2 separate regions of the Homo sapiens genome follow, and region 2 is linked to region 1. Evidence: chromatin loops called from intact Hi-C (ENCODE). Cell type or tissue: heart left ventricle. All regions are shown on one strand.

Evidence for each region. Hi-C counts contacts between places; a loop is a spot of excess contacts. Peaks named below come from ENCODE experiments on the same cell type or tissue, not always from the same donor. Only the 100,000 strongest peaks of a DNase experiment are listed, where the experiment ranks them.
Region 2: a loop joins it to region 1, with 2.4 times the contacts of the local background. A loop is called at or near these places in 3 of 110 quality-filtered maps.

Annotation. Positions count from the first base shown.
Region 1 is chr2:28,162,931-28,165,430 of GRCh38, reverse strand. All of the region lies in intron 7 of BABAM2 (BRISC and BRCA1 A complex member 2), which reads right to left. All of the region lies in intron 1 of LOC100505736 (a long non-coding RNA gene), which reads left to right. Among named protein-coding and RNA genes, the nearest start is that of BABAM2-AS2, 150 kb to the left of the region's middle. In heart left ventricle, no CTCF peak of the experiment used is centred here; a DNase peak (open chromatin) is centred at 1,020; H3K27ac peaks cover 2,249 bases.
Region 2 is chr2:28,096,387-28,098,886 of GRCh38, reverse strand. All of the region lies in intron 6 of BABAM2 (BRISC and BRCA1 A complex member 2), which reads right to left. Among named protein-coding and RNA genes, the nearest start is that of MIR4263, 100 kb to the right of the region's middle. In heart left ventricle, no CTCF peak of the experiment used is centred here; no DNase peak of the experiment used is centred here.

The DNA of each region.
Region 1 (2,500 bases):
ACTTGGCTACCCAACTTAGTTTTCCAGCTTCACCTCTTGCATCTGCTGTTTTTGCATTCAGATATCAAGCTCCCCGAACCAACCATACTTTATACCTCCTCACCTCTGTATGTGCTGTCCTCTCTCTGTAGAATCCTCTCACATGTCCAGTAATCTGTAAAGTTATTTTTGATGCCTGAGGCAGAGCCAATTACACCCTTCACATTCCTCAAAGAAACTTGAACACCCTACTATTATAGTATGTATCACCCTGAATTGCAATTAATTCTTTACGTCTTTCTCCCGCAGTACACTGGCAATTCCTTGAAGGCAAAGACGATGTCTGTTTTTGCTTATCACTGATTCCTCTGCACCCAGAACCGTACCTGGGACACAGTAGGAGCTAAACAAATATTTCTTGAATGAAGGAAATGAAAAAATAAGTGAAAACATGAACAAACCAATAAAAGGGGAAAGGGTTTCTCTTTTGATACCTAGTACAGTGGTATGGTACTCACCAAACTTAAGAATGTACTTAATAAATGATTGCTGAATAAAATCCTGACTGAAGCATACGGGAAAATCTGAAACCATGAAGGGATCTGGAGTTATTTACTTTAAGAAAAGTTATGGAAGCTGATTATCTTTGGGGTAAAAAGGAAATGGATTTTTAAAAGCCTATAAACTTCAGGGAAGAAGCGCCAAGATACATGTGACAAGGCAATCTGAGCTCCACTCAGATCCAAGAACAAAGGGTTCCTGGTTTAAGCTATGGAAGTATCTGTTCCAGAAAGCAGCTGGGCAGAATTTCCTCACACGAATAGCTCTTAATGTATGGGAAAAAGAAAAGAGCAAAACAAAACAAGCAAAGGCAGCAAAAGGGAATAATTAGTGTAAACAGTTTAGTTTTTTTTTTAATGCATTGGACAAACTCCAAGAAGGAAAAAAAAAATGTTGTGGGATAAACATCTGTTCACTCGGAACATGACAGAGCCCTTGACAGGCTCTGCGGCCTGTGTGTGTCCTTATGTGCCCGAGGTTTATATTTATGCTTCCACTGCTCAGACAGCCCACAGAGTGGCCCAGAAAGAGAGACCTATTCCAGGCCAGGACGCACTCCTCTAACTCCACGTGGGGGTGTAGGGGCAACTCTCATTCGGTTGTGTTTGACACAACAAAAAACACACTGAAGGGAAGAAGAGCAAATACCAATTGCACATGTGGAACTGCTCTACTCCACCTGCACTGGGTTCCATCAACACTGTATTTTATTGACTGCACGGAATGCACAGAAGTGACCAGACACCACACGTTTATGGGGATTAGCACTGTCTTTCCATCCCTATGATCCTTGGTATCAAGATGTTAAGTGCAACAAGTTGTAGGAGTCTGTTTTCTTGTGCCAGATGTGCCTTTTGCAATCAGTCACTGAGTCTAGGAGTTTCTAAGAAGAGAACTCCATGAGAAAATTCATCTTCAGTTTTCAGTACCACCTGATAGTTTCTAAGAGGTGCATAGCAGTGGGCCTAGAGATGAAGCCAGATGGAAATGATCTAGCAATGTGCAATGGGCAGTGCCCTGAGGAAAACACCCACAAGGGGTGGATGGCCTCAATTCTCATCTCCATGACGATAGATCACATTACCTTAGAGCCTTGGGCCACGTGAGTCCAATTCTGAGGCCTCTGACCCAGCTCCATCAGCCCAGCCGATCTTACACAAGTCTCACCCTTAGGAGTACATTGTGTTAAGATGGGGACAGATTGCCTCACCCTTACCTTTCTTTCTGGCTGGGTTCACAACTTCTCTTGCTCTATCATCCGATTTACTCCATTTTCTCTTCCTAAGGCCCATGGCTCTCAGTTTTTCATTATTCTTATGGCATTCATGTCTAACTCTGGCATTCTATTAGATATCTGGCAGGGGTGACTGCCTTTTGCTTTTCTCCTAGACCTTTGTCCCCAGCACCATGTGTACATTTTCTGTGACCTGCCTCAAGACAAGAAAAATGTTCTTTTTCTCCCCTTAGGCATAAAGCTCTCTGGGTCTCTAAAGTCTCCCTGATAGCCAGCTACTGACTTACTCCACATAACACAAGAGGTCACATTTAACAGAATTATTCTGAGAGTGGCCAGTTGGGGCTGTTAAGAAAACTAATTCTCAAGCTGATCCTGGCCCACCTGCTGACTTGGCTGGAAGAAGCGCTGGCACCCAGAGCTTCACACTCAGAAGAAGGTCATGGGGGAAGCAGGGTGGCTGCCGGCTGGGAGGCATCTGAGGAGAGTGAGGATTTCACTAGGCTGGCCACAAAAGATGACACCACCGTCTTTTTTCGGGGGGCACCTCATTCTATCTGTCTACACACAGATATGCCTACACCCACAATAAAAATGTTTATAAATAAAAATATTTGGTACTAGTTTTGATTTTCTACAGAATTGGGACTAAAAAACCAATTTATTCTTACACTTGTGGATTAAATGGTAACTCCACAGTTTAATTTTATCTGAAAGGGGGAAAAA
Region 2 (2,500 bases), 67 kb after region 1:
CACTTTCACATTATTCAAAATTCACTGGCGAAACCATCCTTTATTTTGGATAATGCTGGAATAGTTACTGCCAAATTCTCTAACATTATTTTTTCTTATTCTTTCCCTAGCTTTGGTTTGATACATTCTTTCTTCACATATGTGAACACATTCCAACAAGTCCAATATTGCTCACTTGGGATCCATTTCATCTCCCAAAGAGAATATCACGTTTACACCTTAATCCATTTATGTGCTGGCTGCGACTTTCATGGAGTAAGCTGATTCCTTTATTTCCTAGTTCATAGGGAAGCAAGGGTAGCTACTTGACTGAATAGGCAATTAGATATTGGAGAGGAACAAGAATTAAAAATATAAACATGGGGAAAAAGGAAAAAATACATTTGATATATGTCATAGCTCTATATCATCAAGTTATAAAGTTATATGATTACAGAACTCAATAAAATCAACTTAAAATAACTAGTGTTAGCTAAATGGCTTCAGCAAAGTTGCAGGATAAAAATCCATCTAAAACTACTACAAGCCTATATACTATGGGCCGTAGCCAGAAAACACAGTAGAAAAGACCCCATTTATAATTCTGACAAAAATTCAATAAATGGGTATTAATTTAAATCAGAAAATTAGAGACTTATTCAAAGATGACATAAAGTCTGACAGCAGAATTAAAGACAGACAGATAAATGAAGAAATATTATTTGCTCCATGCTGGGAAAACTAAATATAGTAAAGATGACAACATTCCCTAAATTATTATGTAGATTTAATAAAACACTGATTTTACAGAACTTGATATTGGTACTAAAACATGTGTTGGAAAAGTAGGCAAAATGCCAAAGGAAAAACACCAAAGTTATGATAGTGGTTTCAAACTACGAAATTTTAAAATGTTACAAAAGAAGAATTATTTTAAAAGAAGATATGGTATTAGTTGGAATAGAAAAAACCCAAAATAGAATTCAGAAATAAAGATGAAAGGGTGGACACGACAAGCCAGAAGCAATCCGATTACAGAGGGGAAAGTGCTAGTGAGCAACTGGAGAGTAAACAGTAAGACAACGAGTAAGTTAGAGCCTTAAGCTCACACCATACGTGCAGGCTAGAGAGTGAAAATATATGTAGAAGAAAACAGAATAGCATATTCACTCCAACTGTGGAAGAGAGAGAACTTTATAACTGCCAAAAAAGTAGAATATTATCACAGACATTTTCAAATATAAAAAAAGAAAATTTCTATACTCAAAAATATAGCAAATATAATACAAAATATCAAAAGGACAGAGCGCACAGAAGAGCTCAATGTAACAAATGTAAGTGATATAAGGTTATCATCCACTGCATATAATTAAAAAGAGTCAATAACCAGATTTACTTGAAAAAGTGGTCCAAAGAGATGAACCTGGAAAAAATGTACAACTTGATAAAGGTAATTAAAGATCATTTTAAGGTATCATTATATAACTACTAACTTAGCAAAAATAAATAAAAATGATAAAAATGCAATTAGGCCAGGGTTAGAGTACACAAAGCTCTGCTTCCTAGTCCCACATGCCCACCCACCTTCCAGCTGGTCCTAGATTTTGGTACTGGTTATATTTCCAGGGTCCTGTATGGTTACTTATGGTCAAGAACTCACTTTCTACATACTCTGGTAAATGAATCTGCATTTTATTTTCCTGTCCCCAGGTCCTTTGCTGGCAGGCATCACGGTTTCCCTACAGCTATGGTTCCCCATGGCTCTTATTCATGTCCTCAGTCAATTACCCATCTCTCTTTCTGCCAGCTTGAACCCCTTGCCATTATCCAGTACTGTCACCTTCCTAGGTTGACCATCCTACTTAACAGACTGGTTTATTTTCCAAGGCAGAGTTTTTGGCCTATCCCAACCCACAGAAAACAGAGTCTTGATTAAGCATGGAGATACATTTTCATATTGTTGGGAATCCTGTAAGTTGGTCTAATCTTTCCTGAATGCAACCTAAAATATGTAACAAGCTCTCCTTATCCTTTGGCCCAATAATTCTACTCTGGGGAATTAGTTCAAAGAAATAATCCAAAGGAAGAAAGAAATTAGTGCAAGATGTTCTCAGCAGCCCTATTAAAAAATAAAAGAGAAAATGAAGGAGTGAGGGAGGAAGGGAAGAAGGAAGGGAGTGGGGGAGGGTAAGAAGAGAGGAAAGGAAGAAGAATTTAAACAGCTAATAGTATGAGAATGGCTGACAAAACTATGACATGTTAACATAATGGAATGTTCTATACTACTGAAAAAATGGCAACTATGTAAACCACAGATATATGGAAATGGTTATGAAGAGCACTGGAGAGCTGGTTTAGTGACAATCGAAGTGAAAGGATTTGGTAATTATTTGCTTCAACCCCATGCTCACACCAAAGCCTAGGACATCTCATATTCTTTCTGTACCTTCCCTCAACCTCACTCCCGCTAAGATGAGAGAGCTGTCCTTTATTTTCTCCACCATAGCTTAATATGGTTTTT